Linked DNA regions of Homo sapiens: region 1 is linked to region 2. Evidence: read pairs that join two places in POLR2A ChIA-PET (ENCODE). Cell type or tissue: A673. All regions are shown on one strand. Links, peaks and the distances in the headings refer to the core of each region. The heading gives the core; the rest is flanking DNA.

Evidence for each region. Peaks named below come from ENCODE experiments on the same cell type or tissue, not always from the same donor. Only the 100,000 strongest peaks of a DNase experiment are listed, where the experiment ranks them.
Region 1: POLR2A ChIA-PET joins it to region 2 with 13 read pairs; 3 of 35 experiments call an interaction of 5 or more read pairs at or near these places.

What each region holds. Positions count from the first base shown.
Region 1 is chr18:12,311,852-12,328,361 of GRCh38, reverse strand. TUBB6 (tubulin beta 6 class V) reads right to left here. Exons shown (of 4, transcript NM_032525.3): 4 at 1,746-3,295. The coding sequence ends at 2,232. Among named protein-coding and RNA genes, the nearest start is that of TUBB6, 12 kb to the right of the region's middle. RefSeq lists a silencer at 118-412 and enhancers at 1-796, 9,709-9,778, 9,318-9,818. In A673, for the core only: no CTCF peak of the experiment used is centred there; no DNase peak of the experiment used is centred there; H3K4me3 peaks cover 644 bases; H3K27ac peaks cover 2,981 bases.
Region 2 is chr18:12,629,257-12,645,766 of GRCh38, reverse strand. It overlaps SPIRE1 (spire type actin nucleation factor 1), which reads left to right. Exons shown (of 17, transcript NM_001128626.2): 2 at 10,671-10,705. Among named protein-coding and RNA genes, the nearest start is that of SPIRE1, 21 kb to the left of the region's middle. In A673, for the core only: no CTCF peak of the experiment used is centred there; no DNase peak of the experiment used is centred there.

The DNA of each region.
Region 1 (16,510 bases), core at 10,809-15,808, 320 kb after region 2:
TGGACATGGAGGAGACACTGGCATTTTTAACTATTTACATTTTTAGCAGTCTGTTTTAGCATTATTCCAGCTTGCCTTGTGTGGTGTTGATGTTGTCGGAACAGTGGCTTTAGAATTAACACAATCTAGTGGCATCCCTGCCATGGCCCCAGGCCATGCATGCTCCACCCATGGCTACTTCCCAGCAGCCTGAGATACCCACCTGTCCCCGGCAGGCCGTGGAAGCAGCTGTTTGGACTCCACAGCTCAGCATGCCAGGAGAACAGGCGCCCCCTGCTGGACCTTTGCACCTGCAGGCATTGCCACACTGGCCACTTCCTTTCCTCATAGGGTGTTTTTGGGAGGTGCCCAATGAAGCATTGTTTCCAGGCTGAGGCTCACACAGTTGTGAGGGTGCTGGGTGTGCTTTTTACCATACAGGCAGTAGACGATTAGGAGACGCTCTCTACTCCTTATCCAACCACTGCAAGGCATGGAGCCAGCGTGGGCTGCCCTCTCACAGGCCTTGGCTGTGAGACCTCCCGGGGGACGAGAGTGGGGCCCACTGTCTGTCAGGCTTGATACAGTAAGAGTGACAAAGCCAGATAGCACCGACAACACCCATGTTTCTGGTGAGGTGAGCAACCTTAAGCTCTGGGCCCTGGATGGCTGCTCAACCTGTGCAAGTGGCCCTCTGTGCTAGGAGCAACCGTGGCTCCCTGTGCCACCATCTTGTGGGGCCTGCTCATGCATAGATCTTTCCACGGTCACACAGAACATGTTTTCAGGACAGATGTGGGTGGTGAGCTGGTAAGATTTATTTTTACTGTGGTCTCAGAATAGTTCAGATTTCTGCAAAAAGATCTGTGATCACCTCAAGCCATGCTGCTGTGTTTAGTGATGAACTTTCCATCTGCCCAAGGCTGGGGCTTAACACAAAATAAATACAGCTAGTCAATGTAAGGCCTGGGATCACAGACCAAGGGTGGTGTTGTGGTTGTACTGTGGGGAACCCTAACCCTAAGTGGTCCCGAATGACAAAGCTTTGTCTGTCTCTTATTCCCTGTCCAACACAGGTCAGAGTGGGCTCTGCCCAGGATGGTCACTCAGGAACCTGGACGGGTGGACAGGAGGGATCGGGGGGGCTGCCCACGTGGGAGGCAGAGCAGGAGGGCTGGCACTGGCACATGACGCTTCCACTCGGGGGTGACACACTATGCCCATTCTTATGGCTAGAGCAAGTCCCACGTTCACAGCTTCAAGAGGGCAGGAAGAAGTAAAGCAAAAATATTGTCAACAGTGAGGTCTGTACCAGGCACTAGCAGGGCTACTGTGCGTGCCCCGTGGAGTTTATCTTTGGAAACTCCAAAGGTGTGGCCGGTGGTAGAAGCCATCAGGTGTGATGGGTCACAGCAGAAAAGGGCCCATCCCTTCCATGCAGGGCTGGCTGTTGGCACCCCAGCTCCCACCCAGCACCCCTGGCTTTGTCCGGAGGCCTTTTGGGGCTGTTTGTTCCCCTACAAGGTTGGGGAACCCTAGCCCAGGACCTGACTTGGGAAAATGCAAGATCCTGTGGGAGTCTAAAAGGTGGCTGCGGATGGAGGAGGGGCTTTTGTCTGTACTGCATTGCCTTCCAGCTAGCAACAGTTTTGGCTGCCCCCCTTAAAGCCTCCATTTAAAGAAGAGCCCTTTCCTCTGTTGTTTTCGTGAACTGAAGTGGGGAGGAGTTCACCCCAGGGAGAGACCAGTGACCCAAGTAGCCATTGTAACCATACAAAGTAACTTACGTCATTTATGCACATGGCTAGAGAGATGAAGACACACGTTTAGTATTTTATTATGAATCATTATTTCAAAGTCCCATACTGCATATTCATATAAGGCAACACGGCACAATTTCAGGCTTCATCACAAAGGATGAAAAAGACTGTTTCTAACTCCCTCCTAATTTGCAGACATGCTTGAACACTTAATGGAAGGTGAAGTTTATTTTGTGGCCCCTCAGTTCTCTTTCAAGTCCTCTAGTAGAAAGTCTCCATGGTGTGATCTTCTGACTGGGTAGAACCCGCAATTCTCTGCTGTTTTTAGTCTTTGTTCCAGATGACTAATTACATGACTTGGCTGCATTTGTGAGGGGCCGACACCAACACAATTAAACCAGTGCACCATTCAGGGCCATAGGGTAGGAGGCACCAGGGTTCAAGAAGGAACTTGCGTGTTGTAGGATCTGAGTTGGGGCGGCTCTATTCCGACTATCCATCGATCTCCTCTTCCTCATCCTCAAAAGCTTCCTCCCCGTCATTGGCGGTGGCATCCTGGTACTGCTGGTACTCGGATACCAGGTCGTTCATGTTGCTCTCCGCCTCGGTGAACTCCATTTCATCCATGCCCTCACCCGTGAACCAGTGCAGGAAGGCCTTGCGCCGGAACATGGCTGAGAACTGCTCGGAGATGCGCTTGAACAGCTCCTGGATGGCCGTGCTGTTGCCGATGAAGGTGGAGGCCATCTTCAGGCCGCGGGGCGGGATGTCGCACACGGCCACCTTCACGTTGTTGGGAATCCACTCCACGAAGTAGCTGCTGTTCTTACTCTGGATGGCCAGCATCTGCTCGTCCACCTCCTTCATGGACATGGGCCCGCGGAACACGGTGGCCACGGTCAGGTAGCGGCCATGGCGCGGATCGCAGGCGGCCATCATGTTCCTGGCGTCGAACATCTGCTGGGTGAGCTCGGGCACGGTCAGGGCCCGGTACTGCTGGCTGCCGCGGCTGGTGAGCGGCGCGAAGCCAGGCATGAAGAAGTGCAGGCGCGGGAAGGGCACCATGTTCACCGCCAGCTTGCGCAGGTCAGCATTGAGCTGGCCCGGGAAGCGCAGCGAGGTGGTGACCCCACTCATGGTGGCGGACACCAGGTGGTTGAGGTCCCCGTAGGTGGGCGTTGTCAGCTTCAGAGTGCGGAAGCAGATGTCATAGAGCGCCTCGTTGTCGATGCAGTAGGTCTCGTCTGTATTCTCCACCAGCTGGTGCACCGACAGTGTGGCATTGTAGGGCTCCACCACCGTGTCCGACACCTTGGGCGAGGGCATGACGCTGAAGGTGTTCATGATGCGGTCCGGGAACTCCTCACGGATCTTGCTGATGAGCAGCGTGCCCATGCCTGAGCCCGTGCCGCCGCCCAGCGAGTGCGTGAGCTGGAAGCCCTGCAGGCAGTCGCAGTGCTCGCACTCCTTCCGCACCACGTCCAGCACTGCGTCCACCAGCTCCGCGCCCTCCGTGTAGTGCCCTTTCGCCCAGTTGTTCCCTGCACCCGTCTGGCCTGCAACAAAGAGAGTCCCGTGCCGTTTAAACAGGAAAGGGCTGCGCCATCACCATGCTTGGTCACCGACAAGGAGGGTGTGAAGTGATTCCATGATGTGCTGTTAGCCAAAGGGAGGGGCCGGGGAAACAGGCACCCACCAACGGTGCAGCTGAGCAGATGCACTGGTACGTTTTTAGGCAAGTCAAAGTAGCTACTGGTCAATTTTAAAGATGTATATACATTTTGACCTGGTTGTTCCATGTTAAAGAGGTAATTCTTGCACATGGTAGAATTCAAAGGGAACAAAAGGTATACATTAAAAAAATAAGTTACTGGCCGGGCGCCGTGGCTCATGCCTGTAATCCCAGCACTTTGGGAGGCCGAGGCGGGTGGATCACTTGAAGTCAGGAGTTAGAGACCAGCCTGGGCAACATGAGGAAACCCCATCTCTACTGAAAATACAAAAATCAGCCGGGCGTGGTGGTGGGGAGCCTGTAGTCCCAGCTACTTGGGAGGCTGAGGCAGGAGAATTGCTTGAACCTGGGACCTGGGAGGTGGAGGTTCTAGTGTGCTGAGATGGTGCCACTGCACTCCAGCTTGGGCGTCAGAATGGGACTACAGCTCAAAAAAAAAAAAAAAGTTCTCTCCTTTGGGCTTTCTGAATCTTATACTGTACTATGTATAAGTATTTTCTTTTCTTTCTTTCTTTTTTTTGGAGACGCAGTCTCACTCTGTCGCCCAGGCTGGAGTGCAGTGGCGCAATCTCGGCTCATTGCAAGCTCCGCCTCCTGGGTTCACGCCATTCTCCTGCCTCAGCCTCCCGTGTAGCCGGGACTACAGGCGCCTGCCACCACTCCTGGCTAATATTTTTGTATTTTTAGTAGAGACGGGGTTTCACCGTGTTAGCCAGGATAGTCTCGAACTCCTGACCTTGTGATCCGCCCGCCTCGGCCTCCCAAAGTGCTGGGATTACAGGCGTGAGCCACGGCGCCCGGCCCAAGTATTTTATTTTTAAAACTTGACACTTTTTCATGTTAATGGAGCCCCTCATTCATCATCCAGAATTACTGTTGCAAAATGTTTGCAGAACCAATTATTTATTCTGCCCCTATAATTAAATACTAAGCACAGGAAGTAATTCCTGCCCTCAAATTGTTTCCAGGCCAGTTGAGAAAAGGAGCTTAATATGTCTGAAAGACTTCTGTATTTTATGCAGAGTTCAAGTAACAAGAAAGAGACCTAGTCTGTTTTCTGCATAATGGTGCTTTTTTTTTTTGAGACGGAGTCTTGCTCTGCCACCCAGGCTGGAGGTGCAGTGGTGCGATCTCGGCTCACTGCAAGCTCCGCCTCCCGGGTTCACACCATTCTCCTGCCTCAGCCTCCCAAGTAGCTGTGACTACAGGCACCCACCACCACGCCTGGCTAATTTTTTGTATTTTTTAGTAGAGATGGGGTTTCACCATGTTAGCCAGGATGGTCTCAATCTCCTGACTTCGTGATCCACCCACTTCGGCCTCCCAAAGTGCTGGGATTACAGGTGTGAGCCACCGGGCCAGCCCCATAATGGTGCATTTTTGCCAGACAGGCTTATGTATATCTTACTTTACCTAAAAAAAATTGAATCTGAAAGATTGGCTCTTAAATTTAAAATCCTATTTTTCATTTTATCTCATTTTAAAATGGATTATTTCACTAGCAGAAGCATTTTTTTCCCAGCTGTAAAAATTACACAGGTTTGTATGTCCATATGAACAGATGCACGTAGGAGTGGGAGGAACTAATTTTTGTTTTTGGTTTTCTGGGCACTACGAGTTTCATATAATGCAATGGCTTTCATACATTGCTGTGAACATCTGTATTTATTTATTTAGAGACAAGGTCTCGCTCTGTCACCCAGGGTGGCGTACACTGGCACCACCCTAGCTGACTGCAGCTTTGAACTCCTGGGCTTAAGTGATTCTCCCACTTCAACCTCTTGAGTAGCAGGGACTACAGGCACATGCCACTACACTTGGCTAATGAACATTTGAAAAAACTAGATACTAGATACCTCTCATTTATTTTAAAGTTAACATCTATTATTTTTCATAAGTCAAATAGTTGCATATGATATAATTTTAATTTCTGGAAACAATATAATCACTTTAAAAAACTCTTCTTCTGTTAAATGTATTGATAGAATATATTAAAAATCAGAAATAATTCCAATCAGTTGAAGTTGATTCTTTTTAATTTCCTGTGATTACAAAGTATTAAATGTTATCTATCTACCTATCTATATCTATTTTTTTCCTATTAATTCATTTATCCAAGGGTGAATATTAAATACTGCCAGAAAGGGCCAAGGCTTGGGATCAATTCTATTCCTCTTAATTTTTACATATATGAGAAATCTTGTCCACAGATATATGTAAATGGGAATGAATTATGTTCTACAATGTCATTCAGTTCTTTGATTGTCTTCAGAGTTACATCCCAAAAATCAAATAGTGAGCTATTATCAAAAAGTATTTTCAAGCCTGGGCAACATGGCAAAACCCCATCTCTACTAAAAATACAAAAATTAGCTGGGTCTGGTAGTGCATGCCTGTAGTCCCAGCTACTCGGGAGGCTGAGGTGGGAGGATCACTTAAGCGTAGAAGATGGAGGTTGCAGTGAGCCAAGATTGTGCTACAGCACTCCAGCCTGGGTGACAGAGCAAGACCCTGTCTCAAAAAAAAAAAAAAAAGTATTTTCAATCATCTGTCACTTAACTCAATTTTGTTTATTTATTTATTTATTTATTTTGAGATGGAGTCTCACTCTGTTGCCCAGGCTAAAGTGCAGTGGCACGGTATTGTCTCACTGCAACCTCCACCTCCTGGGTTCAAGCAATTCTGCTTCAGCCCCCCGAGAAGCTGGGATTACAGGTGCTGCCACCACACCCGGCTAATTTTTGTATTTTTTAGTAGAGAGAGGGTTTCACCACGTTGGCCAGGCTGGTCTTGAACTCCTGACCTCAAGTGATCCGCCCACCTCGGCCTCCCAAAGTGCTGGGATTACAGGCATGAGCCACCGCACCTGGCCAACAACTCAATGTTGAAGAAAGCAGAATTGGAAACGACCTAACTTGCAGGTCATGACATTTTACATCAGTCATTCTTTTCTTGTTTCTGAATGTAAACCAAAAAGGCTTAACCAAGACTTACTAAATACACTCTCACTCTTTCACTTTAAGGCAATTTATTCCAGTATACTTAGAGTTGGGAAAATTGAAATACTAATTTCTAATATGACTTTGTCAATTTAATTTTTAATAAAATGTTTTAAATATTTATTTTCATGAAATTTTGGGCTGCAGATTTAACTAATTCAAGTCATAAAAACTTGCATTGCATTATACAGACCTCTCCCCACTTACTCCAACTTGACTTTTGTCTACACACGGCTGGTGGCAACAATTCACAGCCACTGCCAAAGACCAGCCTCTCTGGTTTCACGTGGGCAGGTCCATCCCTGATGCTGCACTCACCCTGGGGGCACTGAACTATGAAGCAGTGAAACCACCAAGGCTGCCTCTGAGAGCTGCCAAGTGCTACATCGGGTAAGCAAGCTGCCTTTCACTTGTCAATCTTTAATTAGTGGACAAGGGGCTCCCATGCAATTTGGGACACGGGCCTGCTCACAATGAGGTCTACTGATGGCACCCCTGGCTTCTGCAGTACATAACAAGTGCAGCCTTACACAGTGGCTCTACTCTTGGGGGGGATGAAGCATTTATCAGTGCTACACACTGTAGGTGTTCAGTGCAAGAAAAAACAAATTCTGTGATTCTTCATTAAGTGTACTGAACTTAATGTTAAAATGTATGTACTGGACTGTTAATAACTCATATCACATATAAAGGATACCCTCCTTCAATATCTAAAGAAGTCCTTAAATCAGTAAGAAAAACAACAGCCATTAGGAAAACAGGCAAAGGCTATAAACATACAGCTCACAGGAAAGGAAATTCCAATAGCTTAGGTACTGGAAATAATGCTAAACCCTTCTCATAAGGGAAACGCAAATTAAAACAAGGAGATTCTATTTTTCTGCTGTGAAACTGACAGAGATCCAAACACCTGAGTTGCACTGCTGAGGGTTTGGGGAAGGCCACTTCCCACGGGAGCTACTGGAGATAGCAAGGGCAGTGGGCTGTAGAACAGCTGAGCTACAGCTATCAAAATTATCCCCCTAGACACAGCAATTACACTTCTGTAAGTTTTTCTAGATAGACCCATACATGTGCAAAATGACATATATACAAATGTTTACTGAGGAACAATTTATAATAATAAAAAGGGGAACAACCCAAATACCTATCAACTGAAGACTGGTTAAATCCACGGCGGTATCTCTGCAGAGGATACTATCAGCCATCAACAGGAATGAGGCAGCCATACTTGTGAAATGGAAAGATCTTCAAAATACGTTGCTGGGGAGCCAGGGAGGAACACTAGGGTACTAAACAGTGTATACAGCTGGCTCCATTGTATGTGTGTAAATATATGCGTCTGCCTGAACATACCTGAAAGGACATTCAAGAATCTTAACACTAGTTCGGGGTAGGAAGGAGATCAACTTTTCACTATATACCCTTTTGTTCCTTTTAAGTCCTAAACCATGAAAATGTTTTACCTAGCTAGCTAGCAAAATGAAAAAAAAAATTACTTTATTAAAACATTTACAATGCAATTAAGAAAGCACAGGTTGTCTTTGAAGGATGGGGTCCTAAGAGAGTTCATTTCTAGCTTTATGACATTTTAACTAAAACATTTATTTTATGATAAGTGAATATTAAAGTATAAAAAAGGAATTTTTTATTATTATTATTTTAGAAATGGGGTCTTCCACTGCTACCCAGGCTGGAGTGCAGTGGTGCAATCATAGCCACTGCAGCCTCCAACTCCTGGGCTCAAGGGATCCTCCTGCCTCAGCCTCCTGAGTAGCTGGGACAATTAAAAAAACATTTTTTTGGCTGGGCACGGTGGCTCACGCTTGTAATCTTAGCACTTTGGGAGGCCGAGGCGGGTGGATCACGAGGTCAGGAGATTGAGACCATCCTCGCTAACATGGTGAAACCCCGTCTCTACCAAAAATATAAAAAAAATTAGCATGGCATGGTGGCGGGCGCCTGTAGTCCCAGCTACTCCGGAGGCTGAGGCAGGAGAATGGCGTGAACCCGGGAGGTGGAGCTTGCAATGAGCTAAGATCGCACCACTGCACTCCACCCTGGGCGACAGAGTGAGACTCCGTCAAAAAAAAGAAAAATTTTGTAGAGAGGGTCCCCTTATGTTGTCCATGTTGGTCTTAAACTTTTGAACTCAAGTGATCATCCTGTCTTGGCCTCCCAAAGTGCTGGGATGGCAGGTGTGAACGCCTGAGCCCAGCTCTTCTTTAATGAAAAATTTTAAAATGTCATCAGTAAGTGGGAAATTACTAAATGATGACATATACAATGGTAGGCACTGTGACTGTCACGGAGGATGTCTGAGATACATTAATGAATTTTTCAAAAGGCTGCAAAATGGTGTGTATAGCAGGATCCCATTTTCCCCAGACAAAATCAGCTCTGTGTGCTCACCTAGGTGCACATGGACACAGAAAAATGTCAGCAGGGCCGGGCGCGGTGGCTCACACCTGTAATCCCAGTACTTTTGGGAGGCCGAGACAGGAGGATCACCTGAGGTCAGGAGTTCGAGACCAGCCTGGCCAATATGGGGAAACCCCATCTCTACTAAAAATACAAAAAATTAGCTGGGTGTGGTGGCAGGTGCCTGTAATCCCAGCTACTCCAGAGGCTGAGGCAGGAGAATTGCTTGAACCCAGGAGGTGGAGGTTGCAGTGAGCCGAGATTGCGCCATTGCACTCCAGCCTGGGCAACAAGAGCGAAACTCCGTCTCAAAAAAAAAAAGAAAAAAAAAAAAAAGGAAAAAGGAAAAATGTCAGCAGGACACAGCACAACTGTCTACACACTCGGTTATCCCCCTAGGGAATAAAACCTCAGGGGCCACCAGTAGAAGGGATGACAGCTTTCCCTTTCTGCACTGTATACACAATCTATGTGTACTGTTTGAAAAAACCATGTACAAGCACTTTGTTTTAACTTTGACATGAAAACATTAAACACTTTTTTTTGTATAAGACCAGCTATGGGAGCTCACACCTGCAATCCTAGCACAGGAGGGTGAAGTGGGAGGACTGCTTGAGCCCAGGAGTTTGAGGCTACAGTGAGCTATGATCACACCACTGCACTCCAGCCTGGGTGACAAGGCGAGACCCCATCTCAAACAAACAAACAAACAAAACCACACATTTAAATATTGAACACTGAAGTTTCCAGAGAGCAGAACTGGCCAGCTGAAACTGACCACAGAGGGCCCTTGCACTTGTCTGCAGCATCAGCCTCCCTAGATCTCCGTCTCAGTCCCACTGAGAAATCAGCTCAGCCTTTCTCTCCTATTGTCTTTGCCCCATTTGGCAGTCCAAAGCCCAGTGTCACTGGCATGGCAGGCCCTATGGCTCTGCAGAGGGGCCGGGCTAGGCAGATGCCTGCTGTGTGCTTGCAGCACACCCCGTGGGCCTGGCCACTTTAGTACTCTCAGGTGGCCGTTTCCTTGTGTTTTTCACAAGCCGTAGACAGCATCTAGTATGTGACTGTTCTCTTACAAACAGGGGATTCTCTTCTTCCTGCCCAGCTGTGTTGCACAGTGAATCCTAGCTGACTGCCTTCTCTTAGTAGGCGAGAAAATGGTCACCGTCCTTCCTAAGCCCCCACCAACTTCTCTCCACCCCTTCCCCACCCAACCTAGCAGGCAGCACCTGGCAAAACTACAACATAGGTATTGGGAGGAACAAGCTCGGGGCTGGTCCACACTCGGTGCTAGAACTGTCACATTTTACAAAGGAAAGACCCAGGGCAGCTGTCAAAATAGCCTGGGACCTATTTCATTAAAATAGCAGAAACCAACAACTGAAAATAGTAGGTGGCTTTTGGCAAACATAGAACCCCAATCAATCAGACCTGAGCTAGCTGTAAGTGGACGGAGATGCTGAACTTGACTCCCTCTGCAGCTCACACCATTTACCCAGCTTCCTCAATATTTATAGCATGAATAGCCATGAAGTTTTCTGTGCTCTTGATGAAAGGAGGAAGCTGGTGACTTCTGAAAAATATTTTGCCACTGTCTCATAGCAACAGATGTTCCAGTTAAATATTTGGGAGTTGTGAACTGAACATCTTCTGTACTGATACGGTGTGATGTTAGTCAGTGACTCCAGACAGTTAGCAGGAGGCTGCCAACTCTAAGCTTTTTGGCAGTGGGGCTGCAACAGGTCCCCAGGGTTTTCTCTGAGTCCCCCCTCTGGTTTCAAGCTCACAATGGGTGATGGAATAAGTGTCAAGGGTCTGTGCACTCCTGCCCCCTCTTCTAGCCCTGAATCTGGAAGAAAAAGTTAGAAATACAGAAAGAGGCTGGAAGAACGTTTACCTTTCTGGTGCTTCATTCTTTTCCCACAAAACTTTCCAACAATAGAGTAGGTATGACTGCTATGCAACCAGCAATTCATTACAGAAGTTTTTCTTTTCTTTTTTTTGAGACAGGGTCTTGCTCTGTCGCCCAGGCTGGAGTGCAGTGGCGCAAACACCGCTCACTGCAGCCTCAGCCTCAACCTCCCTAGCTCAAGTGATCCTCCCACCTCAGCCTCCTGAATAGCTGGGACCCCAGGTGCACACCACCACGCCTAGCTAATTTAAAAAAACTTTTTGTACAGAGGGTCTTACTATGTTGCCCAGGCTGACCTTCAACTCCTGGGCTCAAGTGATCTACTTGCCTCAGCCTCCCAAAGTGTTGGGATTACAGGCATTAGCCACTGCCCAACTGGGAAGTTTTCTTTTTTTTTTTTTTTTTGACAGGGTCTCACTCCATCACCCAGGCTGCAGTGCAATGGCTCAATCTCGGCTCACTGCAACCTCCGCCTCTCAGGTTCCAGTGATTCTCCTGCCTCAGCCTCCCGAGTAGCTGGGATTACAGGCACTCATCACGCCTGGCTAATTTTTGTATTTTCAGGAGAGACAGGGTTTCACCATGTTGGCCAGGCTGGTCTCGAACTCCTGACCTCAGATGATCTGCCTGTCTGCGCCTCCCAAAGTGCTGGAATTACAGGTAACTTTCACTTTTAAAAGTATACACTACTAATGTAAGTGAGTGTTTCCTAAATCATTTCAAACTCTATTTGGAAATGGAATGACACTGGTTTATTGTAATTTACCAACTCTAACTGGAACAATATGGTATAAAGCCAGTGAGGATGGATCATCTCCAGTTCACAGACAATTCTGCCTCTTTTACTGGAGAACGACTTAAAAACTATTTAGCTAAACAATATAGAATGTTTATACATTCTGGATACTTCTCCATTCTCCATAATATGTTATTTTAACAAATAAGCATATTCATTTAAACAAGTCACAATTCTTAACTCAAAATGGTGTCAACTTGCTAAAATTCCTATTAAAGACATATCATGTTAGTACAACCTGTTGAAAACTTAAAACATTCTGAATCAAAAATAGGGTTGCAAGTCAGATGAAGCAAAGATGCAAGAAGCAATTTCGGGGACAGTTTTTATGTGCCAAAGGTCATTTCTAACATTTTTGAAGGCTTACAGGGACAATTAGATAACTAAATGGGCACCATAGGTCTGTCTTAATTTGTCTTAATCTTCGTGATCCCATTTGTCAACAGCTAGAAAGACCTTACACTCTCCCAATGTTCAATTCAAATAAACCAAAGAAAACTCACAATTGCTAAAGTGGCAGCTGTGAGAAACTAGCTTCTCACCACTTCAATAGTTTGTGATGCACTCATGTCATAAAGATCAGTTCATGGCTTCGACTCTCTCTTGAGACCTGGCCAGGTCCTGGCTGCACTGCGTTGACTGCTGGTGGGTGAGGCCTCCTCGGGGCACCCATCCAGACTGGGTTGGGTCCCTCAGTTGCTGCCAGGCCTGGGGCAGACTGGGCCGGGGCCAGACAGCCATGACCTGCTGAAAACCTTCTCCATGAAAGCTGCCTTTTCCGTGACCACACCTTTGAGACAACTGATATCTTTTTTTTGACAGAGTTAAGGCATGCAAAAGCATATGAAAAATAATATGAATCTCTACACACCTACTACCCATTTAAGAAATAAAACCGGCCACTGGTACATGAAGCCCTGTGTAACAAGTGTGAGTGTGAACTTACTCAACTATGTAGAATTATATACTTTTTTCCTATTTTATCTCAAAAAGCAGTAATGGGTGTGGCATGAGTTTCGGCTAACCACCCTTCCCCTGGGAAACAGTGCAGCGTGCGCTGAGTTGCATTTTAATGTCCTGCCTTCCGGCTCCTCTATGCGTGAGTCCTGGCGTGATATGTGTGCAGGTTTCTCTGTTTTACGCTGACAATTTACGTCAGTGTAGAATAGAAGGGCCAAATTCAGAGCTGTTCTTACATTTCCTATAAAGTAGTTCTTAAAGCCCTGAGTCTCTCATAAAATAAGCATTCAGTTGCTACGTTTCTTTGAAAAGTTTAATTTCAGGCAAAAGTGCAGCAAAAACTACGCTCTCAGACACTGCTGGTGGCATTAATCCAATTGGAAGTGTGTAAAAAGGGCTTAAATCTCTTCACTCTTTGACCCAGTAATTTTGCTTTTTGAGAATCTATTCTGAAATCAAAGTGAGAAACAGACAAATTTAAGTGAATCAAGATGTTCAATATTCCTTTTAAGAGCAAAAAGCTGAAAAGAAACAGCTTCCTGATTATTGGCCATTATAAAGTTGCATAAAGAATTAATTACACATTATGGAGCTATTAAAAATTATGGATTTTAGAAACTAAATGTGAAATATGGTTTATAATATAATGTTCAATGGAAAAAGATATAAATGATACCATGATTACAATAATGAGAGTCAGCAAAAAGAAACAAAGGTGAAAAAAATACCTCAGTGCTGACAATAATTACACTAAGATGATGAACATACAGAATTTTTTTTTAACTCTAGTTTTAAACTTTTAAGAGTGTGGTTATATTAGTTTTTGCTAAAAAAAAAAAGCAAAGTTTAAAAAGCAAAGCAAAGTACAAATTAAAAATAAATACGAATCACTCAGGATGGTGGGGAGAGCTCCCTTTTAAATATATTAAAAGCATATATTCCCCTTTATGAGACAATGTCAGCTGTGTCACCTGCTGTGCTTCCTTTTTTGGATTTAGTTGCCAGAAACCCAGAGCTAAAATTAATTCTCAGCCACAGCTGAGCTCACAGTTGACTCTGTGTTGTAAACTGCTACATTTATGCCTGTCTTTTACTGTTGTTTCATATCCTTCTTTGAAGAAGGTATATATTTTACATATGTAAAACTTTAAGATCTTTTTTATCTATAAAAATTCACAGATATGCTTGTAACTGTTTCCCAATCTCAGGAAGGACTCCTGCGAGGGAGGCAGGCAGGGAGGGAGGTGGGTTTTCACTGTATGGCCTTTCCAGCTACGCACCATGTGCACACACTGCCTATCAAAGAAGAGGTGTGATTTCTAAAAGGTGTATTAGTTGGAAATACATGAATTGTGTCTGGTAAAGCTTACTGAGACTACGGTAGACTCAGCCAACTATAATTCAGACTCAAGAAATCTTAGCTGTCCGCTCGCTCAGATTCTCACCAAAAATCCACTGAACCTCAAGGAGAAGACTGGGCAGAATTCTACAACAAGTGGGGGAGATAGGGCCATTTCTTCTCGCAGATTCTTACAGGGGTCTGTGACCCCAAGATGCTTGGGGGGGGTCCTTCATTTCAGATAGTAAAATGAAGACCCCCAGAGAAGGGAACTGATGCTGCCAGCGGGCACAGAGCTAGGGTCAGCTGCTCAGTTTCCCTCTCCCGGTGCGGTGCTCTTTCTTCCTGGCTATGTTAACTCTGTGACCTGGGAATGTGGTCCAGAAAGAAGCTGTGGCTGCTGAGTCTATACCTACTTAGTAAGTGAGTTACTCAATGCTGATCTGTATAAAGTAGGATCGTCCTTTTTCCTTTCTCACAATACAGAATATTAATGTTATCCAAGTCAGGTCTTTATTACAGTACTCAGAGAGCAGTCCCTCTGAATTGACAAGGATGACACTGGGCAAGAGGAGCTCTCAGACACCCCCCGTGGGCATGCAAATGGATTCAGCTCTTCTGGAGGCCAATCTGCAATCTCTATGTGTGAGCATTTCTGCAGAACAGATTCCTTGAACTGGAACTCTTGGATGGAAATTATTGATTTGCTCAATCTACTAAGTAGTTCTCTGAACAGCTGTTATTTTCCCAAACACCTTCACCAACACTAGGTCTTAGCAGCTTCTGAAATACTGGCCAATCTGGTGGGAGAATATTTTGTTTTAATTCCCTCTTGCCTCTAGTTAGTAGTAAATTTTGTCCCCAGGTATTTATAGCTTTTATTACAGTTGTGAATAGGATGTGTTCCCCAGTGATTATTGCTTTTAATGTGATTCATCTGTTCCAGTTTGCCTGGGACCCTGGCAGTTTTAGCACTCAAAGTCTAGTGTCCTGGGGAACACCTCCCAGTTCCAGGCAAATCAGAAAGATTGGTAACCTGATCGCAAAACTATTAATTTCTGAATATTTTATCTTGTGTCTGGCTCCCTTACTGAAGTCTTGTAAGTGCTAGTCATTTTTCAGCTGATAGCCTATCTGGAAACTCCAAGAGAATCATTTCATCAACAAATAACACTTTTGTCTTTTCCTTTACATGATTTGCATTTTTTCTTTCTCTGGTTTTTGTGCACTGGCTAAAGCCTTCAGAACATGGAATAATTGTAGAGACAATGGACATCTGTTTCTTATACCTAATTCTGCTGGAAATGCTTCTGTTTCACCAGGGAGTGTAATGTTGCTATGGGTTTCTGGTAGATAATCTGTAAATAAAGGAAGTTTCTTTCTACTTCCAGCTTACATAGAAGTTTTTTTGTCCTCTACAAATCAGGAACACATCCAAAACTTTATCTTTTTTTTTTTTTTTTTGAGATAGAATTTCACTCTTGTTGCCCAGGCTGGAGTGCAATGGTGCGATCTTGGTTCACCCCAACCTCCGCCTGCTGGGTTCAAGTGATTCTCCTGCCTCAGCCTCCCGAGTAGCTGGGATTACAGGCATGTGCCACCACACTGGGCTAATTTTGTATTTTTAGTAGAGATGGGGTTTCTCCATGTTGGTCAGGCTGGTCTCAAACTCCCGACCTCAGGTGATCCGCCCGCCTTGGCCTCCCAAAGTGCTGGGATTACAGGCGTTAGCTACTGCTCCTGGCTTCCAAAACTTTAATCTTTTTTAAAAAATTGTTTCCTGCTGGGAGTCAGAAAAAAAACCCACTTTTTTGGGTCATCTATTAAGATGTTGTCTTTAATCTATTAGTAGACTTCTTAATGTTGAACCATCCTTGCATTCCTGGGATGTTGCTAGTATTTCTCAAACACTTATTTTGTACTAGACATTCTAAGTGTTTATTTAATCCTTACATCTCACTAAGAGGTAGACAGTCCCACTTGTGATGAGGAAATTAAGTCACAAGTAAGTTAAATAAGTCTAAGGCCACATAGTGAGTGGAAGGGCCAAAATTTAAACCCAGGGAGTCTGGCAGCACAGCCAGACTCCTAACCATTACACTGTCTGCCTCTCAGTCTTACTTGGTCACAATGTGCTATTAATATATTTTTTAAAAAACACAACTACATTTGATATTCTAAGTATTTTATTTTGGATTTTTGCATCTATATTTTTAAGTAAGTTTGATATACAGCTTTCACTTGTATGTTCTAGTAGAAGCTACCTAGCCTCATAGGAAATGTTGGGAAGTTTTCCATCATTTTCTCTCTGGAATGGTTTGGATAATGGGATTGTCTGTTACCCTCTATTAAACTATCTCTTCCTGGTGCCTTTTGAGAAAGGGGTTAGAATGTAGATTTTTCATGATGTATTTGATTCCTACACCATAGTGCTTTTAAGCCAGAATCAGTCTTCAAATTCTTCACATTTTCTTGGAAGACACTGCTTTTCACAGGTATTGGAAATATGTTTGATTGAGTGAGGAATTTTTTTTTTTAGCAATAATGTCAATAGATATGTGGTCTCTAACATTAAAATAGGTGGGAAACTTCCAAATCTGCCACCTATCCTG
Region 2 (16,510 bases), core at 5,868-10,867:
GTTTTAAGCAGGAAAATGATGTAAGCAGATTACTCTTTTTAGAAAGATAAATGTAGGGGCTTTGTAGATGTATTGAATTGGGTAAAATGGAGGGCATAGACACCAGTAGGCATTTTATATATCTTTAGATCTTTGTAGCCTTTAAGTTGCTAAACCAGTTAGGAGTGTTATGGCTGTTCAAACAGGAGATGATGGAGGTCTGAATTAGGGCAGTAGGAATGGAGAGAAAGAATCAGATTGAGAGTGATTTAGGAAATAGGACATGGTATAGCTCTTCCACTTTTTATGTGTGGGTGAGAAAGAGGAAGGATTGTTCAAAGGCTCTGACTTCTTGCCTGGGTGCTTGGGTGACAGGGTAGGCAGGAGGGGCAGGTTAGGGTGGGAAGATAGATGATGGTTTATACTTGTTGGAAATTAAATTGGCCTGGAAAATATTTTTTCCTGTGGAGTCATGTTGATTCCCACCAAGCTCCTTTGCTGCCTTCCAGATAGTTGCAAATCAGCTGTTGAATGTCACACCATAACATGGAGAGAACTAAGAGCTGGCTACAGAAGATGCAGTTTCAATTCTTTTGGCTCTGATGCTTACTATTGAATAGTTATGACCTCAGGCAAGCCATTTAACTATTTCTGATGCTGATACTGTCTTATTTTTTTTTTTCTTTTATTCTTTTGTATGTGTGTGTGGAGACCAGGTTTTGCCAGGTTCCCCAGGCTGGTCTTGAACTCCTGGGCTCAAGACATCTACCTGCCTTGGCCTCCCAAAGTACTGGGGTTACATGTACATGTGTGAGCCATGGTGCCCGGCCGCTCTCTTTCTTTATTTGTAAAATGGAAGTAATATTTGTCCAGCCCTTCTTGTGAAATTGTTATGAGACTCAAATGAAGAAATATATGTGGGGGCATTTTGTTACCTTGTATGTACTGCACAAATACATTTTTACTGAGCCATTGCTATCCTTTGTAAAAAGATGAATACTTCCAAATTATTTGAGTCAAGATTGATAAAGAAGTTCTAAAACAATATTAAATATATGTTTGGAAGTCTATAAAATGATTCTTGAGGTTGAAAAAATTTGAAATGTGGGTGTCCATGTGATTAGACCTTTGTTGCCTTAGGTGCTCCACCAGGTTTTTAGAATGGACTATGGAGGGTTACTTGCAGATTATCAGGGAAAGGTAATTAGTGCTTGACCACCGTTTATATTTTTTATGGATTTCCATATATTTTATATTATCTTGAATTTGTTTTTTTCCTTCTTTTGCCACTTTCTGACTTGTTTGATACTCATTTATTGATCATTTAATTTAGCTTCTTTCAATCCTTTGGGGAGTATAGGAGGGCTTATTTATGTAAATAATAAAACAATGTAACTATAACTTTCCCTATAAACTCTTGGAACACATTTCATCTGAGACCTATAAGATAAGCCATAGTTTAGATGAAATATTTGAACTGTTGTATTGCCTGATGTGTATAAACTTAAATGTTTTTGATGGGAAATTGTTAAGTTCCTTAAATTAATGATAGTTGCCCCCTAACCCTGACCTTTTTTTTTTTTTTTTTTGAGATGGAGTTTCCCTCTGTCACCTAGGCTGGAGTGCAGTGGCTCGATCTCAACTCACTGCAACCTCCGCCTCCTGTGTTCAAGCGATTCTCCCTCCTCAGCCTCCCAAGTAGCTGAGACTACAGGCATGTGCCATCATGCCCAGCTAATTTTTTTTTTTTTTTTTTGGTTGAGACAGGGTTTCACCATGTTGGCCAGGCTGGTCTCAAACTCCTGACCTCAAATGATTCGCGCCCCCACCCCCAGCCTTCCAAAGTGCTGGGATTATAGATGTGAGTCACAGTGCTCAGCTTGACTTTCTTCTTTAATTAATGATCTTTTCATTATATTTATATTTAAAGAATAGTACTGTATTCATAAGTATAATAAAAATGTGTAACTTACAAAACTCATTACAAAAATATTTCTTGACTATATATAGTATATGTAGTAAAGGTTAAATAGCTAAAAATGTTTATAGTAAAGGTTAAATAGCTAAAAATGGCAAAGTGTAGTCTATGTCAAGCCTATGTTGTTTTTATAGTTTTTAAATCAGATCTCCCAAATCTTGACAGAGGGAAAGTAACACATTTGGGTAAGTGGATATGGCTGGTAGAGTTGTGATATAACTAAAGGGAATTAGGGCTTGGAAGATAGAAGTTCCTGGGATGCTTCTCTGCAGGGCTCTTGTTGGCTAGGTTGTCTCATACTCAGATGCCACAGAGGGGCAGGAGATTCTAAAGAGAATGGACACAGATGTGTGTATGAAATGCATGAAAACCAGAACTCTTCAATTGATAGGGAATAGTAGAACATTTGGGATTGTCACCTGCTAGAACTCTGTTTATGATTTGGCTTGGGGAGGTTCCCCTCCAAGTTCTCATTCCTAAAATCTAGTGATATGTCTATGTATTTTTGAGCTTGTGAAGTTTAAGCAATGTTTGAATTGCTGTTACTAGGGAAAAGTTTAATCCAAATCAACCCAGTTTACAAAGAGTACTTTGACTTTCATTGTCCTTGTCTTCTAACACAGGAGTGTCAGAAATGTGGCTCCAGGCTATAAACATTTTTAGCTATTTATGTATAAACATTTAAAAATGTTTATACTATAAACATTTTTAGCTATTTATCCTTTACTACATATACTATACATAGTCAAGAAATATCTTTTTGTAATGAGTTTTGTAAGTTACACATTTTTATTATACTTATGAATACAGTACTATTCTTTAAATACAAATATTATGTCTTCTATTCCTATGGCAGCATTTCTTCTTCTTTTTTAAAATTTTACTTTAAGTTCCAGGATACATGTGCAGAATGTGCAGGTTTGTTACATAGGTATACATGTGCCATGCTGGTTTGCTGCACCTGTCAACCCGTGATCTAGGTTTTAAGCCCCACAGGCATTACATATTTGTCCTAATGCTCTTCCTCCCCTTTCCCCTGCCATCCCTGACAGGCCCTGGTGTGTGTTGTTTCCCTCCCTGTGTCCATGTGTTCTCATTGTTCAACTCCCACTTATGAGTGAGACCATTTCTAAATAGTCCTGGGCACCTCCTATCCTGTACTTGCCATCAGAATACTTCTGAAGATGACATTCTAGACAGCCACTGTTACTCAGAATTGGCACTAGAGATGAAACTTATTTGCTCTGCAAGCTTCCAGTGTTGCCAGATTACATAAAATAGATAAAAGATAATATCCAAATTTTGTGGCGGGTTTTAATCACTGATACTAGGTCCAAGGGGAGACTCTAGTCCCTGGGAAGGTGACTGGTAATAACAATCCAAGGCTGTCATTTTTTTTGAAAGGTAAGGGATTTAGTTACAAATCTAGGAAGCAAAGTGTAGTCTATGTCAAAAATAAAGTGGGAGCTTCCATTTCTGAATTAGGATAGAAGTCACATTTATGGCAAAGGTGATTGAAGGCTGAAAGTCCTAGAGCCTGGCTTGGGGCAGAGTCTGTGGGTGGGGGTCAGATAATCTCAAGGAAGAAGATGCAAGTTCTGGAGAGTGCCTGTCACACAAACGTATTGTTGGTGAATGAACAGATGAATGCTTTTTCCATGAGAGATATTTAAAATTAGAGGTCATGTCCCTGACTGTTTTTTGTATCAAATCCATAACATTCACGCTGAGGCGGGCGGATCACAAGGTCAGGAGATTGAGACCATCCTGGCTAACATGGTGAAATCCCATTTCTACTGAAAATACAAAAATTAGCTGGGCGTGGTGGTGCGTGCCTGTAGTCCCAGCTACTCAGGAGGCTGAGGCAGGAGAATTGCTTGAACCTGGGAGGCGGAGGCTGTAGTGAGCCAAGATCATGCACTGCACTCCAGCCTGGGCGACAGAGCAAGACTCCATCTCAAAAAAAAAAAAAAAAAAGCATAACATTCTTTTTTCCCTTAAAATGCAACTTGGCAAAGATGATTTTGTTGGGGGAAATTGGTTTAAGCTAATAAATACGTAGTTTCACTGTCCTAACTTTTGAAGTTCTGTTCATTGATTCCAAGTCCTCAGTGGCCACTGCACTTTAGAAATTCATGTATGAGGCTGGGTGTGGTGGCTCACGCCTGTAATCCCAGCACTTTGGGAGGCTGAGGTGGGCGGATCATGAGGTCAAGAGATCAAGACCATCCTGGCCAACATGGTGAAACCCCGTCTCTACTAAAAATACAAACATTAGCTGGGCATGGTAGTGTGTGCCTGTAGTCCCAGCTACTTGGGAGGCTGAGGCAGGAGAATCGCTTGAACCCTGGAGACGGAGGTTGTAGTAAGCCAAGATCGTGCCACTGCACTCTAGACTGGCGACAGAGCGAGACTCCATCTCAAAAAAAAAAAAAGAAAAAAAGAAATTCGGGTATGATTAGGCTGTAGAAATTTTTTTATTGCTAAATTTCAGCCTGTTAACTACAAAACTATGGGTTTTTTTTCCTAGTAATAATACAAAAATTGTCCCAGAAGCATATTTAATAAACTCCTTTCTTATAAAAGTATTATAGTTCTTAAACTAATGGTTGTTGTTGATCAGTTTTGGTCAAATGTTTGAGAATATTATTCTTGAAAACATGGAGCATGTTCAGGATGTTGTTTGTCAATCCATTAACAAATCCTGTTCTACTTCCAAATTATTTCATGAACCCTCTCCTTTTCACCCTCATTACTGCCATCTCCCTGCCTGGCCGCCCGCGTGTAGTGCTGCAGTACAATGATAGTAGCCTCCTCGCTGGCCTTGAGCTTTCCATCTGGCTGTCTCCACTACGTTCTTCACATTATAGCAAGACTGACCTGGAAACTACCTGGACGCAGCTGACCCTCTTGCCTGGTATCCTTCAATAGCTTCCCATTTTCCTTAAAGTCAAATCTGAACTCATCATACTATCCTTACAAGCCTGTGTGATCTGCCCCCTGCCTGTCTAAACACAGTTTATGTTACTCATCCACCAAACACTTCCCAGGCCTGTCACACGCCACCTCCTGCTTCCGGAACAGATTCTTCTTCCCGCCCTGCAGTTGGTTCTACCCAGCTTCAAGGTCTCTGTTTAAATATCATCTTTTGGAGGAATCTTACCTGACCACCCCAGATGGGGTCATTTCTGTTACTTTCTCTCCCTTTTGGATCCATTTATCACGAGTTCTGTTTTGTTTGATTACTTTTTTGGGGCTGTGTTCAATAAAATGTAAGCCTTATGAGGCAAGAACTGTGTCTAGCTTGTTTACTACGACAGTGTGTCATCAGTGCTTATGAGTAGTACTTAGTAGGTGGTGAATAAATATTTACTGAACAAATGAAGGTGGCAGAGGTATGCTGGCAGGAGAGCAGGGTGTATTCATTGGTATCTCAGTTTTAGCATGAAAAAGAACATAATTTCACATGGTTAGAGGGACTGAAACATTGTCTAGAATTTGGTCACATAGTAAAAAGCTGGAGAATAATTCTGAGAACCATTTATCTTAAAAGTTCCAGAAATTCTGTTTTTTTGGTAGGTATAGTTTGCCTTTTGCTTATTCAGCTAGTTTGAATCATATTGATAATGTGACTGCATGATAAGTCAGCCATATGCTGAGGTTTCTACTTTAAAGATAAGTAGCTACCTTAATTTGAAAGTATTATTTGCATTCTCTGAGCAGACCCATGGTGAAATGATCTGATTATCAATATTTAAGATTTATAATGTCTGCTGAAGATGACAGTGTTGCCTTAGTTATGAATTCTTTATGACAGACATTTTATATCAGGACTAGTTTGTTTCGTAAAGCCATTCTGTGTCAGTTTATAGGAAGGCATAGGCTTTTCTGTTTCCTGGGACATAAGGGGACTCGTCTAATAAATTTTTTTTTTTTTTTTAAAGACAATGTCTGGCTCTGTTGCCCAGGCTGGAGTGCAGTGGTACCATCTCAGCTCATTGCCTGCCTCCTGGGCTTAAGCCATTCTCCCACCTCAGCCTTTCTTTTTTTTATTTTTATTTATTTATTTATTTATTTTGAGATGGAGTCTCATTCTTGCGCCCAGGCTGGAAGTGCAGTGGCGTGATCTCTGCTCACTGCAACCTCCGCCTCCTGGGTTCAAGCAATTCTCTGCCTCAGTCTCCCGTGTAGCTGGGATTATAGGCATCTGCCACCATGCACAGCTAATTTTTGTATTTTTAGTAGAGATGGGGTTACACCATCTTGGCTAGGCTGGCCTTGAACTCCTGACCTCGTGATCCACCTGCCTTGGCCTCCCAAAGTGCTCGGATGGCAGGTATGAGCCACTGCGCCTGGCCGCATTCCTCAATTCAACAACAGCTTCTTCAATTGGAAACTACCAGTATAGCATCAAGGGATTTACACTTGACAAGTTCTGAGTCTTTCTTCAAAGGTTGGCCACTTCTGTTTTACTGCACCAGACCTAAGGAATGAATCCCTCTAAAACTTACAAATCCTGTGACTTCACCCAGAATTTTTTTTTTTGAGATGGAGTGGCGCTGTCTCGCCCAGGGTGGAGTGCAATGCCTGAACCCAGGAGGCAGAACTTGCAGTGAGCCAAGATCATGCCACTGCACTCCAGCCTGGGCGACAGAGCGAGACTCCGTCTCAAAAAAAAAATTTTTTTTGAGGAATGCATTTCCCCATTCCTCAGAAACAGTAGAAATGGTAGTTAGCCTGGACAGTACCCCTGCAGTTCCCCTCAATCCCAACAGCCACTGAAAGTGGGAATGGAGATATATTAGTCCATTCTTGCATTGCTATAAAGAACTACCTGAGACTGGGTAATTTATAAAGAAAAGAGGTTTAATTGGATCACTGTTCTGCAGGCTGTACAGGAAGCATGGCTGGGGAGGCCTCAGAAAACTTACAGTCATCGCAAAAGGTGAAGGGGAAGCCAGCACGTCCTGGATGGCTGGAGCAGGAGGAAGAAAGAGGGAAGGAGGAGGTGCTACAGACTGAAACAACCAGATCTCATGATAACTCGCTATCACAGGACAGCACTAGGGGGATGGATGGTGCTACACCATTAGAAACCATCCTCATGATCTAATCACTTCCCACCAGGCCCCACCTCTAACATTGAGAATTATAATTGAACAGGAGATTTGGGTGGGGGCATAGAACCAAACCATATCAAGAGGATTAGAATAAGAAAACCACACCAACATACATGAGGAGGAATCAGGAGCCTTAGAGTGTGCTCTTCACTCTGTCACCAACTCTGTGTCATTATGTGCAACTCATTTGACTCCTTGAGCTCTCAGATTACTCATCTGTTTTTAATTAATTAATTAATGGTTTCTGAGGCAAGGCCTTGTTCTGTCACCTGTTCTGGAGTGCTGTGGCACTATCACAGCTCACTGCAGACTGGACCTCCTGGGCTCAAGTGATCCTCCTTCCTCAGCTTCCTGAGTAGCTGGGACTACAGGCTTGTGCCAACATGCGTGGCTAATTTTTTATTTTTGATAGAAACTGGGTCTCGCTATGTTACCTAGGCTGGTTTCAAACTCCTGAGCTCAAACAATCCTCCCACCTCAGCCTCCCAAAGTGCTGGGATTACAGGCGCAAGACACCACACCCAGCCAAATTACTCATGTATAAAATGAATGGATTGAGCAAGATCATTTCCAAGATCCCTTTAAGCTCTGATGTCATGTGATTGGGATTTTTGGATTCCTAGATTAGCTTTTGAGCAGGAATTTGGATGGCAGACCTGTGTAGTTGGTCAAATACTTTGTACTTACAGCCTTTTCATATTACCGTGAGTTACTCACCAATTCAAATTGAATGACCAAGAGCTGTTGAATTCTCACAAAAATTTTTAGTACTTTTACAGCATTTTCAGTTTTATAATGCAGGTCATTGAAAAAAATCTTATTTTATAGACTCTTATGCCCTTTTGGCACTCCTCTATCATTGTTTTTAAGCACTTCATTGTTTTCTGGTACAAAAAGATGTTCCTGACTTACCTTGTAATTTCCCTGTCCCAGCCCTGAAATCAGCCAATTTCCCAAGGAATCCTGATTCTGTTGAAGGGGAATGGGCTTGGCGTGCCCCATGGGCTTCTCCCACTTTTGATGAGCAGAGCTAGGAAATGTTTTGAAGTTGTGTAATATCTCTAGTTACAGTTTGCCACCACAGGGCTCCTTTTCTTCTCACGTTAGGTTTGTGTATTCCTTCTCCCATAGTGTAAGTCATGACTCCCAGCAATATCAGTGTATTTACTCATGTGCTCATTGCTGCAATACATTAAAATAGTTTCAGAATTTTATACTACCAACAAGAAACGTACTACAAAAACTTATAGATTTCTTTGTAATTCTCTTTATCTTCAGAATATATCCTACTGAAGATGTAAACTCACATACTCTTTTTTTTTTTTTTTTTTGAGACAGAGTCTCACTCTGTCACCCAGGCTGGAGTGCACCGGCGCAATCTCGGCTCACTGCAAGCTCTGCCTCCCGGGTTCACGCCATTCTCCTGCCTCAGCCTCCCGAGTAGCTGGGACTACAGGCACTTGCCACCACACCCGGCTAATGTTTTGTATTTTTAATAGAGATGAGGTTTCACCATGTTAGCCAGGATAGTCTCAATCTCCTGACCTCATGATCTGTCTGCCTCGGTCTCCCAAAGTGCTGGGATTACAGGCGTGAGCCACTGCACTTGGCCAACTCATATACTCTTAAAGAGGCTACTCTCTGTTACAGTTTGCCTGAGTGCTCCTCTCTTCCTCCCTCTCTCTCTTCCCCCCATGCAGAGTAGGCTCTCAGTAACTGTTTGCCGAAAGGCAGTCTGTACCCTTCCTTGAGCTGTTTCTGTCCAGTAGTACTTTGCCGAGTAAAATTAATTACCAATTTTATGGGAGTTAAGTATTCTTAACTACCAAAAGCATTAATGGTCTGAACAAACAATCATATGTATAAATAAATAAAATGTATGTTATAAATCACTGTTGAATGTAGAGTTTTATGTAACAATAAATAAATATATAAGTAAAATAACAGTCTTATACTTATCAAACCCTATTATATAAACCCTTAGCTAGTAAGCTCATTTTATATATATGTTCATGTAGTCTTTATTGCTCATATATAATTTTTAATTTAATTCATAGAACCTAAGGCCCCTTATTTTCTGGTCTCAGTTTCAGCCAGTGTTTCTCATTAGGATCATTAAGAGATGAGGAGTTGTGGTTGTCTTCTTTTATTTTTTCATTTTTGTTTTTTTTTCAACCAACTCATTTCAAATAAGAAATTGTGGTTTCAATTTTATTTTTTATTTTAAGAATTGGGAGCATACAAAAGCTATTATTTGTGATTTTTCTTTTGTGATGTCATAATACAGTCTGAGGCATAGAAATTCTAGTTAAGTACTAAAAAAATAACAAGGCTGTTAGAATAACCACTGTGGGCTAGGTGTGAGGGTAAATCCTGGGGAGAGGAAGAAGTGGGAGGATAGTATTGGGTGAAGGGAAAGGTATAGAGCTAAATGCATATTTGAATTTAGGTCAGTGAAATCTAAGTGTAGTCTGGGGAAATTAAATTTTCTAGTACTGACTGGGCATGGTGGCTCACGCCTGTAATCCCAGCACTTTGGGAGGCCGAGGCAGGCAGATCACTTGAGGTCAGGAGTTCGAGACCAGCCTGGCCAACATGGCAAAACCCCATCTCTACTAAAAATACAAAAATTAGCTGGGCATGGTGGTGGGTGCCTGTAGTCCCAGCTACTCACTCAGGAGGCCAAGGTGGGAGAATTACTTGGACCCGGGAGTGGGTGGTTGCAGTGAGCCAAAATCACACCACTGCACTCCAGCTTGGGTGACAGAGTGAGACTGCTTCTCAAAAAAAAAAACAAAAAAAACCAAAAAAACCCAATTTTCTAGTACGCAGTATAATTAATTGTATAATTGTGTTATTCGTTCTTTTTGTTAAAACTATTTAATAAGTGATTCTTTAAAATAGCTGTTTTTGTTTAAGAAGTATGTTTTTGTCAGCGACATTGACAGAAATGTATTAATTGTTCATGTTCTTTGGTATTATGTATCAGTGATGGAGAAAAATACTAATGTTGGTGCAGCCAAATATTGTTCAGTTCTAATTATTCTTTAAGTGAGCCTCTGTTGGAAAAATTACTCAATTAATTATATGGTTTTGCCTAATCATATATTAAAGAAAAACAGTCAGCATATATTAAAGAAAGTATGAATTTAAACATTATTCCTTTCATTGAAATGATCACTGTATCTTTAAACTGGAAATATATTTGCAGTCTTTTAAGATTTCCTAAGGTATACTTAAAATAAAATACCTTTAAAGTATTTTAAGGTGTTTCTTAAAAGAAAGCAAGACTTTCAAATGTTTTTGTTTGATTGATTTATATATCTGTATTAAATATGTACATATGTTTTAGATCTTATTACAGTTAAGCATTTTTTTCTCACCTTTTTTCTTTGTTATTTTTTAATGGGCCTATTTAAACTTAAATCTCTAAGTAGGACCTTCAGGGATATTTGGTCATTCTAGCATCTTTCATTTGCATAGATATTCTCATAGACATAATAAAGCCATAGCCAGAGAAGCTCAAATATTTTTATCAATGATTTAAAAAAGCTGAAATCTTTTTAAAGTAATCCTTTTCATTTTTATTACAGGTAAATTGGGATATTCACAATGTATGGAAACAGAGGTAAGTGAAATACTCAAATATTTCTTAGTAAAGCAGCTTTGCAGTCCTGTTTAGACTAACTTGAGTACTGAACTATCTCACTATAGGTTCTTGGTCTTCTGATAAGATTTCTTTTTTTTTTTTTTTGAGATGGACTTTTGCTCTTGTCGCCCAGGCTGGAGTACAATGGCACGATCTTGGCTCACTGCAACCTCTGCCTCTTGAGTTCAAGCGATTCTCCCGCCTCAGCCTTCTGACTGGCTGGGATTATAGGCACCCACCACCACGCTCAGCTAATTTTTGTATTTTTAGTAGAGACGGGGTTTCACCATGTTGGCCAGGCTGGTCTTGAACTCCTTACCTCAGGTGATCCACCCGCCTTGGCCTTTCAAAGTGCTGGGATTATAGGCATGAGTCACCGCACCTGGCCCTGATAAGATGTTTTGAGAGCAGGTGTGTTTTCTAGGTTTAGGAAGAGTAAAATGTGAAGAAAAATTACTTGCCTTGTCCATATTTTTGTAACGTCAGGTTGTGTTATAAAGAATAGCTTAATTATCATTTTAAAATTTAACCGTATTATTATTTGCAGAATTGAGTTAGCTAAGATCCAGAGCTCTTAGTAATTTCAGTTTTTTTTTCATAATTCAGTGCAGTATGTCATATAATAAATACAGCATTTAAATGTGTTAGACTCCATTGGAGCTGCCTTAATTTAAGAAAAAATAGGGACTTAGAAACAATGTTTTAGTAAGATTAATAATAAATTTGGTGCTTTGTTATTTATACAAGTAGGTTTATTATTATTATTATTTTTTTTTTTTTTTATTTTTATTTTTAGACGGAGTCTCGCTCTGTCGCCCAGGCTGGAGGGCAGTGGCACGATCTCAGCTCACTGCAAGCTCCGCCTCCCGGGTTCACGCCATTCTCCTGCCCCAGCCTCCCAGGTAGCTGGGACTACAGGCGCCCGCCACCGCGCCCAGCTAATTTTTTGTATTTTTAGTAGAGACAGGGTTTCACCGTGTTAGCCAGGATGGTCTCGATCTCCTGACCTCGTGATCCGCCCGCCTCGGCCTCCCAAAGTGCTGGGATTACAGGCATGAGCCACTGTGCCTGGCCTGGTTTATTATTTTTTAATAATTTAATTTCAAATTTCTGATTGTGAAATTTAAGGGGTTTCTATGTGTTCATTGCAGGGATTTCAAGCATAATACTGAAATACCAGGTCAGCATATATGTGTGGTGTTCTTTTCAGTAGCAGTTTCATCATCCTTAGATTGGGGGTGTTGGGTGTTTTGTTAGTGGCAATGCCCAAATAAAGGATTTAAGAAGTTGTATTTCAAATTTTATAATGCATCTACATATTGTTGTAGGTTTTAGTAAGTTTTAACTGTTGTTTTAAATGAAATGTAGGCTTCCCAAGGGATTATATTGTATAATAGAGAAACAAAAATAATTTATCCCTTTTGGCATTAATTTTTGTATTTTCTTTCTTTTTTTTTTTTCTTTTGAGACAGAGCCTTGCTGTGTCTCCCAGGCTGGAGTGCAGTGGCACAATCTTGGCTCACTGCAACCTCCACCTCCCAGGTTCAAGTGATTCTCCTGCCTCAGCTTCCCGAGTCGCTGGGACTACAGGCACATGCCACCATGCTGGCTAGTTTTTGTATTTTTAGTGAAGACGGGGTTTTACCATGTTGGCCAGGCTGGTCTCAAACTCCCGGTCTCAGGTGATCCACCATTACAGGCGTGAGCCACTGTGCCCGGCCCATTTTTGCATTTTCTATTCAACTTTGAAAGGAGGGACAATTTTTTCCAAGTTAGATCTAAAAAGGCAAGAACTTAATATTTTTATATTGTTAGAATTTTTGATATACTATTCAACATGACACAAAGGGGTGGGATTTGATTTGAGTCAGAAGAGGTAAGTTTTGTGGTTTCTGGGTGTGTATTTTTCTAGCTATGCAATTTTGAGTAAGTAATTTTTCTTCCAGAACTTTGTCTTTCTTATCTATAAAATGTTAATGGTAATTTGTATTAACCTCATAGCTTATGAAATTTTTAAAGAGATACTATATATTAAAATGTTTCATAAACCTTAAATGCACTATTGTGAATTAAGATGATACAAATATAGTCAGCATTCATCTGCATTTAGGTAATGAAATATGAAGATTTTACATACAAGGCACAGTTATCTAATTATCGTTTTATTATATTGTCATAAAATCCACATGATCTTAACATTAGTTTAGTACTCACTTTGTAAAGAAGCATTAGTTCATTTTATCTCCTAATTGACAGCCCTTATAATTTGATCCATAACATAGGTCACCAAAAGAATTGGAATCTAACTAAATAGAAGTTTTTCAGAATTAAAAAAAAAGTAAAAATTTGGAGGGGGCAAAACACAAGGAAACAAAAATTTCAATCTGATATTGATTTAATTCAGAAAAATAGGTATTTTCTAGGGCTAACAGTGGTTATCAGTGGGGAGGAGATTGGGATTGTGGATGGTCATTTATCCATATTGTTTGATTTAAAAAAAAGTATCTGTGTATTACTTTGGTAATTAAGATAGCAAAAAGCAGGAGTGGTGAGGCGGTAGAGCCAGAGGGAACTACTTTTTCTTAGAAGTTTGGTGAAATGACAGAAGGAATTAAAAAACAGCATAAGGAGGAAGTTTTCTGTTGCGTTTTAGGTTAGAGACGATGGGCCATTTGGTGGTGGTGGTGTGAGGGAGCCTGGAGTGCGTGAGCCAGGTTCAAGAGTGGTTATCTAATGAAGCAGACCCAGGAACACATGGGAGACGATGGTTGTCTGGAGTAGTGCTGCTCAGAACCAAGACTGGTCCAGGGCTCTGTGGTCTCTGAGACCCTCTCAGGGGATCTGCAAGGTCAAAACTATTTTCATAGTACTACTAGGATATCATTTGCCTTTATACTTTCATTCTCTTAAGAGCGTACCATGGAGTTTTTGGAGGCATGAGGAAGACTGTCAGAATGACTGCAGAAGCAGATGAGATCCAGCCTTTTTTTTTTTTGGAGACAGAGTCTTGCTCTGTCACCCAGGCTGGAGTGCAGTGCCATGATAACGGCTCACTGTAGCCTCAACTTCCTAGGTTCAAGTCATCCTCCCACCTCAGCCCTCTGAGTAGCTGGGACTACAGGTGCATGTCACCACACCTGGACAGTTTTTTATTTTTTATTTTATGTGTATTTTTTGAGACAGAGTCTCACTCTGTCACCCAGACTGGAGTGCAGAGGTGCGATCTTGGCTCACTACAACCTCTGCCTCCTGGGTTCAAGCGATTCTACTACCTCAGCCTCCCAAGTAGCTGGGACTACAGGCGTGCGCCATGATGCCCGGCTAATTTTTGTATTTTTAGTAGAGACAGGGTTTTGCCAGGCTGGTTGTGAACTCCTGACCTCGTGATCCTCCCGCCTCACCCTCCCAAAGTGTTGGGATTACAGGCGTAAGCCACTGTGCCTGGCCTGTTTTTTTATTTTTATGTTTTTTTTTTTTTTTTTTTTTTTTTTTGTAGAGATGGGGTTTTGCTATGTTGCCCAGGCTGGTCTCCAACTCCTGAGCTCAAGCAGTCCTCATGCCTCGGCCTCCCAAAGTGTTGGGATTATAAATGTGAGGCACCTTGCCCAGCCTCTGTGGCTTTCATTGAGCCTGACATTAAAAGGTTTTGTAAAATGTAAAACAATTCCACTGTTCTCATTTTTTTAATGTAGTTTTTTTTTCCTCCATAAAATGTTATTAACATTTAATGGGCTTAAATGAATTAATACATATTTTAAACATTCCTTGGTTTTAATTTCTAATACAGTAAATATTGATAGATTATAGCCCACATTAAAAAAAAGCTCTTTGGGCTCTAATTTTTTAGTGTGTAAAGAGAGTCTAAAACCAAAATTTAAAGGTTTGAGAGCTGTGGTATGAGAGCACAGATGGCAGAGGTACTTCTTCCTAAGAAACAGAATAGGGAGGTAGGAGGAAACTAGAGTTGTGGGGTAGGCAGCAGGAAGCCCAGGCATCCTTGCCATATGGGTTTAAGGCTCTTTTTGTCAGCAAGAAGGCAGGCTCATTTCTGAGACTGAGGTTATACGGGGTCACAAAGGGGACTGACTACTAGAGCCTCTCTTGGCTCTTAAATTATTTTTCTGTTGAGCAAAACAAATTGTTTTTCTATTTCTGCCATTCCCTCTGTAAACCCCTCACCCAACTCTTGCTAGTATAAGCTGCCTGAAGGAAGAGGCTGGCTGCCATTCTGGGGCAGCCTGTTCAGCCTTTCTGAATTCAGAGAGGCCTTGTTAGGTGGCCCTTGTGCCCAGGCTCAGCTCATGGGGCCTCCCTTTCCTTCTCGCTTCTCTGCCTCAGATTCTCCATTGAGGGTGGATAGCTGCAAAAATTATTATTATTTTTTGAGACAGAGTCTTGCTCTTGCCCAGGCTGGAGTGCAGTGGCATGATCTCAGCTCACTGCAACCTCTGCCTCCCAGGTTCAAGCGATTCTCCTGCCTCAGCCTCCTGAGTAGCTGAGATTACAGGCATGTGCCACCACGCCCAGCTAATTTTTGTATTTTTAGTAGAGATGGAGTTTTGCCGTGTTGGCGAGGCTGGTCTCGAACTCGGAACCTCAGGTCATCTGCCTGCCTCAGCCTCCAAAGTGCTGGGATTACAGGCACGAGCCACTGTGCCTGCCATAAAAATTATTTACATTTTATTCAGCATCAAGCCTAGCTTTATACGTGCAGCATATTATGTGTCATTCCTGGTTGGGAAGTGTAAGGTTTCCTGGGAGCAAGAAGGAAGTCCTTCTTAAGCAAGGCTTACAGACTCCCAGGGAGAACAAAATCTCTTTATCTCTCTGGGGTTTTAGGACCCTCATCAAGTCATAGAATTGAAATAGAGAACATCAATTGTTCAACTTTTTAATTTTAATAGTTTTTGTAGTACATAAAAATCATGTTATGAATTATTTTGTAGTTTTAATTATAACTTTTTTAGCACTTTTACCATATTCTTAAAAATTAAAAATTATGAGTTCTGAGAAAGCAGTGAAATCACATATAGGTATTTGATTAACTTTTATGTGATCTTTTACCTCAAGCTAATGTTTCTTAAAATCAAGTATTTTACCTTATTTCTTACTGTTTGGAAAATGTTTTAATATACTTGATTATACTAAGTATTTTCCAGCATTTGAACTCCTTAATGGAAATCTTTCATATGATTTGTTTTAAATGACATGCAAATTTTTTTACTTTAATAGGCAATTTAATTTTTCCCTATAACTTTTTCTGCTTTTTGAAAGTATAATTTACATACAGTAAAATTTACCTTTTTATTTAATTCTTTGAGTTTTGACAAGGATATTTTGTTGTTAACTATCCCTACAATCAAGTTTTGTCACCCCTTTAACGTCCCCCATGCCACTTTGTAGTTAGCCCTGCCCCTCCTCCCAGCCCCTCTTAGCCACTGATCTGTATGTTGTTCTTACAGTTTTGAAAAGGACATGTAATTTAAACAGCGTGTGACCCATATTTCTCCCTTCCTAGTAGTGGCTCACAGCTCAGACTACTAATTTATAAACTCTTGAATGACTAACCTGTACTCGTAGGCGCTTGCCTGTCAAGGAAGCAGTTCAGACCCAGATTTAAGGGTAGCTTTTATTCCAATTTTACAAATTTTTCCTACTGCCATTGTTTAAATAGTTTTGTGGATTATAATCTTACTTTTGAAGAAAATTGCTAAATATTTGAAAATGCTAAAACAGAACTGATTTGAATTTCCATGTATTTTAATTGAGGCTTTTACATTGGTT